3 separate regions of the Homo sapiens genome follow, and regions 1 and 3 are each linked to region 2. Evidence: chromatin contacts called from ENCODE Hi-C data. All regions are on one chromosome and are shown on one strand. Each heading gives the region's core, a stretch centred on a gene start or an enhancer-like site at or near the end of the contact. The rest is flanking DNA. Distances are from core to core; before and after follow the strand shown.

Region 1 (4,013 bases), core at 434-2,933, 5.2 Mb after region 2:
CAGCTACAAAAAATGCACTCCTAAGAGCAAGTAATGGCGAGGGCTAAAAGGCACTGTGCCCCTTCTGGGCCATTCTAATTACCACATTTAAATGGTTTTGAGAAAAGAGAATTTTTATCTGAGGAACGCGAGTTCTTTTAATTATCAGGCCGAGAGAGACATTCAAATGAGGCGACAATCGCGCCCTACTACCCCTTGACCTGTGTTCACCTCTTTAAACTGCTACTGGTGGCAACAGCGCCACAAACAGCTATAAATTAACCTAATGACGCCACAATGGACACTATACCCACACTCAATAGCTGAACAACATATAGTCAGTCACTAATCAATGTTATTTCTGTAAACCAGTGAGAATTCCTCACAAACAAGTTCCTATTAGTCCACTCCCTGGCCCCCTTTTTTGCCTTTAAAATCCACTGTTAACTGCTAATCGGAGTACACATTCAGGGCGCCTTGAATTTGTGCTCAAGTGTGGCCCAAATAAACTCTCTACTTAGAGAAACTGTGTCTCCGCTCGTTTTCAGGCCGACAGTTTCCAAAATGTTAGTATTCAGCCTAACATGAGAAAAGTCACCATATAAAAGTGAGGGGGGAAAAGCAAATACAGGATAATCTCAATTGTATATAAAATTTATATACGTAAGGACAAAGATACATAGTAAAAAAAAAATTCTGGCAGGTATTAAGGCTGAAAAAATTAAAACAGTCCAGAGCGGTCTGGCTCAGGCCAGCCTGGGCCTGCCGAGTAGCTGGGACCTCAGCCACCGCGCCTGGCTAAGTATTAATGAATCTGTTTTAGAGATAGGGTCTTGCTACGTTGCGCAGGCTGGTCTCCAACTCCCAGGCTCAGGTGATCCGCCCGCCACAGCCTCCCGAAGTGCTGAGCCTCCCAAAGTGCTGAGACTACAGGCCTGGCCGCCCGCCCGCCAGCTTAATTCACGTAAATTCCAGACAAACGTAGAAAGTGGCTCCTTTAGTAAGCCACTTGCGGCTGCTGCTCATCAGGGTTCGCCTGGGGCCACTGAGACCACGCGCCGGTGCCCGCCCTCCCGCTGCGGTCCGATTTTCTGAACCAACCAGGCGCTTCCGGGCGCCTTGCCCCAGACGGGCCCACCGCCTGCGCGGGCCGAGGGCGGCGCACCTGCCCCTGCGCTTCCGCATCGAAGGTGAGGTCGGAGGAAGAGAAGACCGCAACCCCCAAGCTCCCGCGGCGTGGGGTCCGGGGGGGGACACGAGGCGGGGCCACCAGGACGCCGACAGCCTCACGTCTCTGGGCCCGCGGCGCGCAAGGCATGCCGGGACCCGTAGTCCCGCGACGTTGCGACTCACAGTGCGCGATGGGAGTGGAGGAGAGCGGCTCGCGGTGCATGCCGGAACTCGTAGTCTCGGGATGCTGGGTCTCAGCGCGTGATGGGGTAATGGCACGCAGGCCTGCGTTGAACGCTGGGACTCGTAGTCCCGCCATGCTCTGTCCGCGGTGCACGCCGGGATACGTAGTTCCGAGCGCGCCAAGACCGTCACTGGGACTGGGCGACAGCGGCCCGCGTTGCATGCCGCTGCTCCACGGTGCCGGCGCTCCGAGGAAAAGTAGGTAGGGCTCAGGAACGCAGTTCTTCACGGCCGGCACGCAGGGTTGGTCCCAGGACGGAGCCGGCTCCGGCCCCGCGCGGCGCTCGTATTTACACGCGCACGTACGCACGTACGCGGCGCCCTTGCGTGACGTCACGCGCCCTCCAGGAAGTCGGCGCGGGCTAGGCGACGGGTGGAAGCCGGTACCGAGAGGAACTACAGCGTCGCCGCCTGGGTTGTGTCGCCGCGGTAGGCGCTGCGCTCTGAGCGCAGCGCAGGCCCCGTACCGACCGCCCGCCCGCCCTCTGTCCGCGATGGAGGTGCCGGCCGCGGGTCGCGTTCCTGCCGAGGGCGCCCCGACGGCGGCTGTGGCCGAGGTGCGCTGCCCGGGGCCCGCGCCGCTGCGCCTGCTGGAGTGGAGGGTGGCGGCGGGCGCGGCCGTGCGCATCGGCTCGGTGCTGGCCGTGTTCGAGGCCGCCGCCTCCGCGCAGTCCTCCGGGGCCTCTCAGTCCCGTGTAGCCTCCGGGGGCTGCGTGCGCCCCGCGCGGCCGGAACGCAGGCTGAGGTCGGAGCGCGCGGGCGTGGTGCGGGAGCTGTGCGCGCAGCCGGGCCAGGTGGTCGCCCCAGGGTGAGTGTGCTGAGCCGGGCGGGGCCGAGGGCGGGCGGCTCCGGGGAGGGATCCTGGAGGACCCCCGGGCTGCTGCGTCCGCGGTGGGCAGGGGCGCCCCTGGTGAGGGAGCGATAAAGCGGGACGCAGGCACTGCGCTTCTCCCCTAAAACTGGATAGTCACCACCTGTGGTTTTACCAACGGGGAGCATTTTGAGATAAAAGGAAAGGGTCCTGCGTAGCGACACGAAGTTACTGTTTGGAAAAGCTATGTTTGTTTCTTTCTTTCTGCAGTGATAGTCCCCGCCCCTTCCTTTAGCTCCACCTTTGTGACTTAGGAAAACTCATGGGTGGCTGTGAGCACAAGAGTCATCAGGCAGGCTCCAGACCTGTTATTGAAATATAAACTGTTGGGTGTGTGCACATCTTTAAATTTTTGTAAACTTTGTGAAACGCAGTTGTAAAACCTGGTGCAGTTCTGTTTCGTGGCTAAGGAACGGGCGGAACCCAGGCCTGCAGCGAAGGCAGTAGCCCCGTGGTTGACCACAGTGGGCATTGTCGCAGGCTGCTTCAGGGTGACGTGGGCGTTGTGACAGACTCCACAGCTCTCAGTAGCTGTGCTCTGACCCCAGAAGGGGATATGTTTCCGTAGCACCGAAGTGTCCAGCCATGTTTGAATCTACCCTTGTGTTCTGGGATGGGCGGGCAAGTGGACACGCGTGTGCGCCTGGCTCTGGTAGTTTTGATTGTGAGAACAGAAACTCCAGGGAGAGGTGGACACTCCAGCCCGCAGTGGGCCGGGCGTGAGCTCCCTCTGGGAAAGGTGCCGCTCCTTCTGGGGATGCCACTCTCTTCCCTCCTCGGCAGCCGCGGCTCCTCGTCCCTTTGGCTTGCCCTGACCCTGTGTTTGTTGAGGATCTTCTCTGCATCTGGTTCCGCAAGAGTGAGGACTGGGACAGGAGTCTTCCCGTCACAGCCCCAGAACGTCCTGGCTCCGCTTCCTTTGGAGACAGAGCCTGGGTCCTTGACCCTCGGCACGGGCACTCACTCCTGCCCCCTGCGTGCTGGTGGGTGGGGCTGGGAGGTTCAGGGCCTTGCCTCCCAGAAAATGCCTTCACGGCTTCCTCAGTGGGCACTGGCCGTACCTGGGAGGATTGTGGAGGCAGATCCCAATGCTGGTGTATTCCCTGGACAGAAAACCCCAGGATGGAAGATCCCTACTGAGGTTTCATTCTGTTCCTCTGATTGTACAGAAAGGGCTGCTTTGGCCTAGACAGGTGAGTAACTTGGTTATGTGGCAAGTTAGTATTGAAATTCCATGTTCAGTCAGTCTAGTGAATAAAACCAACCCAGTGCATCAGTCAGTCAGCCAGCCAGGTCATGAGCTTGATGACGGGTTCCCAGCAGTCAGTAGTGTTTACAGGGAGGTGCTGTTTGAGATCTTGGGGTACCTCACAGGGCCCTTTGAGACACTGATGTGATATCATTTCTCCTCAGATGGAGCGTCTGTGTGGCACCAGGTGTCCCTCTGGTTCCAGGAGGCTCATCTCTCTGCCTCCAGTCCATGGGCGGCAGGTAAATCCTTGCCTTAGAGAAAGCCACAGACGGTGCTGCCTGGAATTTGAGGTGGCTTCTTCCCCGTTTCTGTGTACTCCTGTGGGTTTGTGTACATGGGTTTTATGAGCGTTCTGGGGAGTGTGGTGGTGGTGGTGTGACGTCAGCATTTCCGGAGGTGTTCCTGCCCGTGCAGTGGGCGTGGGTGCCATAGATCCAGGAAGGAGCGACTGGAAGGGCTTTAGTCTAAAGCCCTGTGTGCATGTGCCCTGGCAGTTCT
Region 2 (3,867 bases), core at 480-2,979:
GATACCTGAACGAATTTATTTAAAAGCCCAGTAGATATGATTAAAGGATGTATCTTCCACCAATGTTTACTTTTTGCAATGTTTGCAAAATGTGTAATATAGTTTTTTCTTTTTATCATTCATGTACAATAATTATTATGAGAATTTAATCCAGAAGAAAAAATGTTAATACTTAAAGCTTTTTGGTTATAGCAAAGTGTCTATGGCCATACCACCCTGAACATGCCTAATCTCATCTGGTTATAGCAAAGTAAATATTAATTTAAATTTTTATCATAGTCTGTTGTAGAGAAATGATTAGGATATGAGTAAGACTATTAAGTATAAAAATGTTACATTTAACAAAATTCTATGAGGGATGTGGAATAGAAATAAAAAATAAAAGAGGAGGCAGGGATGGGGGGGACGGGGTGGCTCACGCCTGTAATCCCAGCACTTTAGGAGGCTGAGGCGGGTGGATCAGTAGGTCAAGAAATCGAGACCATCTTGACCAATATGGTGAAACCCTGTCTCTACTAAAAATACAAAAATTAGCTGGGTGCGGTGGTGCGCACCTGCAGTCCCAGCTACTCGGGAGGCTGAGGCAGAATGGCTTGAACCTGGGAGGCGGAGCTTGCAGTGAGCTGAGACTGGGCTACTGCATTCCAGCATGGCAACAGAGCAAGACTCTGTCTCTAAATAAATAAATAAATAAATAAATAAATAAATATAAAAAGAGGAAACAAACCATGTAAATTTTAAGGGAGGAGACAATTTTAACATTTTACTTTATGTGGGAACGTATACATCTCTTACAACTATTAAATTCATTTTTAAAAAATAATAACTCCCGAGCCATCACTCCTTAAAGAATGTGGTAGTGGTACAAGTTTAAAGAAAGTCTTTTGAGAACACTCTATTGGAAAAGTGAGCAGACTAGGGAATAACAATTTTACCCCCAAGAATTGTTGTTAAGATTAAAAAGGAAAGCGCTGTCGCAGACGCTCAAACACGGTGCTGGCTCTGCTTCCTTCATCAGTTCCTAGGGTCATGGGACACAAATACTAAAATATTTCCACTACTGGTAACGATGCTGGCGAACGCTTTCCTAATCCAGTTCAGACCGACCTCTCATTGGAGCTTGTGTGACCCGCAGGAGTCCGTGCCCCGACTCCGCCGGGACTGAAACGCAACGGAAAGTGCAGTGCTGGATGCGCAAGGGAATGGGAGCGTCGTGGGACCTCCGGAGCCTGGGAGATCAGAGGGTGGAGTCAGGGCCCCCTAGTTTTGGACTCCATTGCCGCACTGCAGGCGACTTCTCGGACCCCACCGTTGAAGCACCAGGCCCCCCGCCCACCCAAGAGCAACCGGGAAGCACAGCACAAGCCCACAGCTCCGGACACGCGCTCCCGTGTGCCCTGCCTCCCCTGAATCCCAACCCACGAAATCTCCGCCCCCTCGCCACGCCCACATCCCCGTCTACCGTCGGGGAGGGGCGACGAGGCGAAAGCCTTGTGGACCAGGCCGGGATTGGTGGGCGGGACGGAAATGGAGCTGGGAGAGGTGACGTCACCTTCCGCACCTGGCTCAGGGCGGAAATGGGGCGGGGAGAGAGTGACACCACCCCTCTGCCTGTGGCTGGATTGGTGGGCGTGGCGGGGGCGTGGCGATGCCTGCCCTCCGGACAAGGCGGGGTTGGTGGCCAGGGCGACCGCGGGGCGGGCCAGCGCCGGGGGTCGTGGCCGGGACACGTGGTACGGAACCGGCGCCGCGCTTGCTGCTGGTAACAGGGCCTTGCCTAGTGGGCCTTCCTTCCCAGGTGGGTCTTCCTGATGGACCTTCCTTCCCGGGTGGGCGCCCTGAGCTGGGAACGGGCTGGGCGGGGAGGACCCGGGTCAGCGGCGAGAGTCACGCCTCATTCGTGGGGGAGCGTGGGGCGCCCGGCCGCAGCCAGGCGGGAACAATGGTGTCCGGGCTGTTCCCGAGCGCGCGGTCGGGGGCGGAGGCCCGTGACGGCCATGGCCCCGGGGCCTCTCGCACCTCCGGGCCACTCGTGTCCCAGCAGCGCCGAGCGCGTCCCCGGTACGCAGGGACAAGCTGGGCGGCGCACTTGGCCTGAGCCTGCGTGGCCCTCCCTGGTGGAGTCGAGTGGAACGACCCGGGTTGGAGATGGGGTTGCGGGGAGCCGAGCGCTGGTCAGGCCACACCCCTCCCCAGGGGCCTGCTGAGAACTCCAGCCTTTCTCCAACGGATCCCTTTCCCGGAGACCTGGGGTGGGGAGTGTGGCGGGACAGAAGCCTCCCAGGTTCAAAGGGCCCTGGACAGCGTCCCTAGCTCCCGCCAGCATTTGAGGCAGCGTTTAAGGCTATAGGAGGAAGCGTCTGAGGGGAGACAAAATTCCCATGCCAGCTTGATGGTCTGGGGCAGGTGTCTTATTCAATTGGCTTCAGTTTCCTCATCTGTGAAATAGAGACAATATTTGGTCCTCACAGACAGGGCCACCAAACCAAACTCCCCACCGCCTGCCAAGGTCAGATTCCGTAGATCATCCAAGCATAGACTGCAGGAAGAGGCGGAGAACCCGGGGCCTGCTACCAATACCTTCCTTGTCCCTAATGTTTGCAGGCAGGAGTGGAGGAAGAGAAGTCCACATTATGCTTAGGGATCAAGTTCTAGCTTGGGCAGATTGGAGATTCTTTTATTGGTTCTTAATCAGACATGAAGGTGTGATTCAGTTATTTGTGTTATATATGCCTTCAATTATCAAGGGACAGGGACTGAGATTCTCAGAACTAGAAGACTCATTTGTGTGTACTACTGACGGTTCCAGGTGCCACAGCAATTTCTCCTGCCCTCCACTAGTCTCAACATTTAAATCATGTTACTCCCTTGCCAGGCATGGTGGCTCATGTGTGTAACCTCGGCACTTTGGGAGACCAAGGCGGACAGATCGCTTGAGTCCAGGAGTTCGAGACCAGCCTGAGTAACACGAGCAAACCCCGTCTCTACAAAAAATACAAAAATTAGCTGGGTGTGGTGGTGCGCACCTGCAGTCCCAGCTACTTGGGAAGCTGAGGCAGGAGGATCATTTGAGCCTGGGAGACAGAGGTTGCAGTGAGCCAAAATCACAGCAATGCACTCCTGCCTGGGTGACAGAATGACAACCTGTCTCTAAATAAATAAATAAAGTTACTCCGTATGAACTTTAGATTTTTAGAGGGGAGTGAGGTGTCATTTAAAAGGATAATGCTTTTGCTTAAATCAGCATACTGCTTTTACCTTAATTAGTGGTGTTCTCCAGAGCATATAAAAATGGTTCCATTTAATGGCTTTGTAACGGGGGAGGTGGGGGGAAGTGAAACAGGAGTAACCCAGAAGTGTGAATGGGAGGAGAAACTGGAACCTGGCCTAGCCTGGTTTGACTGGATGAGTGATTAACAGGAGTTGCTTTTTAGCCCATCTCTGATGGTGGAACAATCTGATCCCTGTTTCCTCTCTTTTAGTGAAAGTCGTAACTTAGATAATTACAGTCATATGTTGCTTAAGGATGGGGATACATTCCAAGAAAATGCATTGTTAGGCGATTCGTTGTTGTGTGCACATCCTGAGCTGCGCTCACACAAACCTGGATGGTACAGCCTCCTACATACCTAGGCTATATGGTGTAGCCTATTGCTCCTAGGCTACAAACCCGTACATGTACCTTTACTGGATGCTGTAGGCAGTTGTAACACAGTGGTAGGTATTTGTGTATCTAAACATATCTAGACAGAAAATGAATTTTTTAGCTCCATTATAATCTTTTGGGACCACCGCTGTTGTTGATGGAAATGTTATGTGGCACGTGACTATATTTTTGAGTGACTTTAGCTACAATGCCACTGGTTA
Region 3 (4,109 bases), core at 1,583-4,082, 5.5 Mb after region 2:
TTAACAAATTACACCCAAAAGGCCCTGAATGATGGCTACATGAGTTACCTCTTTGCCAAACGACGGGGTCATGCTTATGAGGAAAGCAGTGCTGCAAAATCATATGGCTTTAGATACACTAACGGCAGCACAAGGGGGCACTTGCACCAGAACAACTGAATGTTGTGTGTATATTCCAGAAAATGAAGAACATAACCCGGCTTATGACTGATATGAAAACCCAGATAATCAACCTGTCAGACCCAAAACCCTCACTGATTGGTTGAGCAGCTGGTTTGGATTCTGGGGAACTTGGTGGCACAAGCTAGTGCTTATAATAAGAACAATTTCTGATCTGTCCTGTTTTTGCTTATAATGTTGTTGTGGTATATGTTTGCAAATAAGTCCATGTGTAACTGAAAGGGCTAGGGTAATGACTGCTCAGAGAATTGCTCTAATTCAGGAGGCAGTAATGTAGCCTGACCTAGCTTCCAGTTTTGCCCTCCTTTTGTTGCTATAAGTCTGGCCTAGGTCCCTATACATTTTTCTTTTTTTCCTCTTTTTTCCTTTCCTCCCTATTTTTTATCTTCGTGGGACATGATCTCCTAGGAATGAGCATTCCTCGTGACGGAGGACTTGAACTTCTAGGAATAAACCATCCCAGCAACAACAAACCAGCAGGTGGGAAGAAAGGAGGAAGCAGCAACCTGAGGCCAGGAACCCACATTCCTTTTTAAAATGCTTTTCTCCAAAAGATTTTAAAGAAAAAAAAGGGGGGAAATGTGAAAGGAAATTAAATTTTGGGACGCCAAATTCACTTAGCCAAAGGGAAGAGTCAAGCTGGGAACTGGGTCACGCAAACCTGTCTCCCCCTTTTGGTTCCTAAATAAGATGGCTACAAGATGAAAGGCTACACGCCTCCCCCATATTTTGCCCACAAGGAGATTCCTGGTGAGCTGTTGAAATTTCACCATGGTGGCCAGGCGCGGTGGCTCACGCCTGTAATCCCAGCACTTTGGAAGGCCGAGTTGGGCGGATCACTTGAGGTCAGGAGTTTGAGACCAGCTTGGCCAACATGGGGAAACACCGTCTCTATTAAAAATACAAAAAGTAGCTGGGTGTGGTGGCACACAGCTGTAATCCCAGCTACACGAGAGGCTGAGGCGGGAGAATTGTTTGAACCTGGAAGGTGGAGGTTGCAGTGAGCCGGGATCACGCCAGTGCCCTCCAGCCTGGGCGGCAGAGAGAGATTCCATTTCAAAAAAATAAAACTTAACCATGGCAATGCAAATTGATAGCTTATCTTTACAGGTGCAGTCACCCTAGCCCATCTGATTGTTCCCCTACCACATTTTGTCTGCGTTATCTTATGTAAAATGCAGATTCCCCACGTTTTTCCTCTGCCCGTTTGTTTGTGAAAACTCTGCTTCTCAATACTCCGCCCTTTCCCCTTTAAATCTGGGGCCCTCAAAATCATTTTTGGAGAAAGGCGTAGACCTGTCTCCTGGGTGCGTCCTTAACTTTGGCAAATAAATCTCCTAAAATGATTAGAGACTTGTCTCGTCGTTTTCTTCGATTGACAATATATACACACATACATACGCATACACACACACATATATACGCGCACGCACATGCACACATATACATGTCCACACACATGCACACACACGTACATATGCACACATACACATGTACACATCCACACGCGCCCACACACACACACACACACAGACGTGTCTCACACCACAGCAGCCGCCTCGGGGGAGTCACAGCCCACGCATCCCCAACACTGCGGTCGCGCTCACTTCTCTTTCCACGCCCGGGGGGAGCAGCTTCCCCGCTGGGCCACGCTGACTCTGGGGAGGCGGGCGGGGCGAGACCACTTCTGGGGAGGACGCCCAATCTGGGGACTTTCTCTAGGTGCCCGGGGAGAAGGCGGCGCAGCAGCAAAGCCCTGGAGGGCCCAGTGGCGGAAACAGACGGACCCCTCGCAGCCTCCCGCCGACAGCGGCCCTGCCCAGGTCTCCAGGCTTCGATGCCTTCGTTGCTTTGTGCGGCGCACCCGCCTACGTCAGTTCCCAGTATTTAAACAAAACGTGTTCCTAGCTACGCAGCGCCAGGCAACCAGGCGGTTCCCACGCTTCCCCGAGTGGCACACCCTCCGCGCAGCCCACGCGGCCTCCCCACGCCCAGCTCCCGCCGGCCCCGCCTCGCGTCGTCCTTCGCCCCGCCCCCGTTGCCGCCCCCCCCGCCCGCACACTGCCCACCTGGCGTTGTCTTCACCCCGCTTACACGCCGCTCGCTTCGCTCTGGTAGTCGCCCACCTCGCGCTGCCCTTCTCGCTTCAGTCTTCGCCCTGCCCACCCACCGCCCACCTCGCGCCAGTCTTCGCCCCGCCCATTCACCGCCCGCCTCGCGTCAGTCTTCGCCCCGCCCAACCACCGCCCGCTTCGCGTCGGTCTTCACCCCGCCCACTCGCCGTTCGCCTCGCGCCTTCGCCCCTCCGCCGTTGTCGCCCCGCCCCTTCTTGCGTCCAGTCTTTGCCCCGTCCCTCGCCGTCGCCCCGTCCACACGCCGTCAGCTTCGCGTCTGTCCTCGCCCCGCCCACCTACCGCCCCCCTCGGGCCTTCGCCCCTCCGCCGTCGTTGCCCCGCCCGCCTTGCACCCCGTCTTCGTCCCGCCCCGCGCCGTGGCCCCGCCCACACGCCGTCAGCTTCGCGTCTGTCCTCGCCCCGCCCTGCATCATCGCCCCGCCCTGCATCATCGCCCCGCCCACACGCCGCCTGCCAGGCGTGAGTCTTCCTCCCGCTCTGCGCCGTCGCCCCGCCCACACGCCGCCACCCTCGCGTCAGTTGTCGCTCCGCGCCTGCGCCCGTTGTCTCCCTGCTCGCTCCGGGTCCCGGCGCCGCGCCATGTGGGCTGCGGCGGGCGGGCTGTGGCGCTCCCGCGCGGGTCTCCGGGCCCTGTTCCGTAGCCGCGATGCTGCGCTATTTCCAGGCTGCGAGCGGGGACTTCACTGCTCTGCTGTCTCCTGCAAGAACTGGCTCAAGAAATTTGCCTCGAAAACCAAGTAATGCGGCGGGGGCGGTGTCCCTGGGCGCGGTATTCCCTAGGGGGCGGTGTCCCCGGGTTGCGGTGTCCGCTCATCCGCGTTCTTGCGCCCATGCGGCCTAGCTCGCCAGTTCCTGCCTCCTGGGGTCTGCAGCAGTTCTAGCTCTCACTGTCAGCATTTGCAGCTTTTGTGTTCGTGGACGTGTGTCGGGTTAAGAAAACAAAGTGACAATGTGTGTTTATTTTGATTCTTGTCACCAGACGTATTTTTCAGAAGATTAGTTTCAGAAAATGAGGAAAAATGAAAAAATATAAGAATTTCCTTGCTAATGTTGACTTTCTGTGTGAATTTGAAGACTAAAGCTTGTCATGATAATTAGTGTTTTTAAATTATGAAAGATAAGTACAATAAAATACATTGACTTTTCACACTGCTTTTAGTTCTTCTAAGTATGGTAGGTGGTTGTATGTTTTCTACTTTAATACACTACTTTTAAAGACAGTTTTAGACCCTGCAGAAAAATTGCAAAAATAGTACCGCGTTCCTGTGTCCTGGCACCCAGCTCCCCCTGTGTTAGCGTCGGACTTTAGCTTCCAACGTGTTCCAGTTAATGAGCCGATATTGATAAGAGTGTTGCTAACTGAAGCTCATACTTTATTCACTTTTCCTTGGTTCTGCCTGCTGTCCCTTCCTGTCCCAGGTGCCCACCCAAGGTCCACGTTACATTGAATTGTCTTGTTTCCTTAGGCTGGGGTAGTGTCCCAGACTGTCCCTGGTTTTGATGGCTGTGCCAGTTTTGAGGGGTACTGGTCAGGTGCTTTGCAGGATGCCTCTCTGTTGGAATGTGCCTGTTTTTTTAATGCTTAGACGTGGATTATGGCTTTTGGGGAGGAAGACTACAGAGGTAAAGGCCATTCTCATCGCACCGTATCCAGGGTCCACGCTGGCCGTGATCCCCTGCATGAGGTGCTTGCCAGGTTTCTCTACCGTAAAGTTACTCTTTTTGCCCCCTTTCCTTACTGTACTCTGGGAGAAAGTCGCTGTGTGCAGCCCATGCCTAATGAGTGGGGAATTT

The links. Hi-C counts contacts between places; a loop is a spot of excess contacts on that map. Pooled maps may share reads with other maps.
Region 1: a pooled map shows a loop between it and region 2 (22-fold over the local background). The contact joins the promoter of CTDP1-DT here to the promoter of CNDP2 in region 2. A Hi-C loop is called at or near these places in 4 of 37 single-sample maps with no recorded cell type and 10 of 50 pooled maps.
Region 3: a loop to region 2 is called in a pooled map, with 24 times the contacts of the local background. The contact joins the promoter of RBFA here to the promoter of CNDP2 in region 2. A Hi-C loop is called at or near these places in 3 of 37 single-sample maps with no recorded cell type and 9 of 50 pooled maps.

The regions. Positions count from the first base shown.
Region 1 is chr18:79,678,062-79,682,074 of GRCh38, forward strand. It overlaps CTDP1-DT (CTDP1 divergent transcript), which reads right to left and starts at 1,684. Exons shown (of 5, transcript NR_136643.1): 1 at 1,333-1,684. It overlaps CTDP1 (CTD phosphatase subunit 1), which reads left to right and starts at 1,742. Exons shown (of 13, transcript NM_004715.5): 1 at 1,742-2,200. The coding sequence starts at 1,887. RefSeq lists enhancers at 867-1,374, 1,375-1,883, 3,499-4,007, 4,008-4,013.
Region 2 is chr18:74,494,634-74,498,500 of GRCh38, forward strand. CNDP2 (carnosine dipeptidase 2) reads left to right here and starts at 1,730. Exons shown (of 12, transcript NM_018235.3): 1 at 1,730-1,798. RefSeq lists enhancers at 1,016-1,285, 1,843-2,355, 2,739-2,838 and silencers at 1,556-2,065, 2,196-2,245.
Region 3 is chr18:80,031,602-80,035,710 of GRCh38, forward strand. RBFA (ribosome binding factor A) reads left to right here and starts at 2,833. Exons shown (of 7, transcript NM_024805.3): 1 at 2,833-3,052. The coding sequence starts at 2,895. It also overlaps a transcript of TXNL4A not described here. RefSeq lists silencers at 2,119-2,288, 2,320-2,476, 2,359-2,678, 2,689-2,768, 2,879-3,028.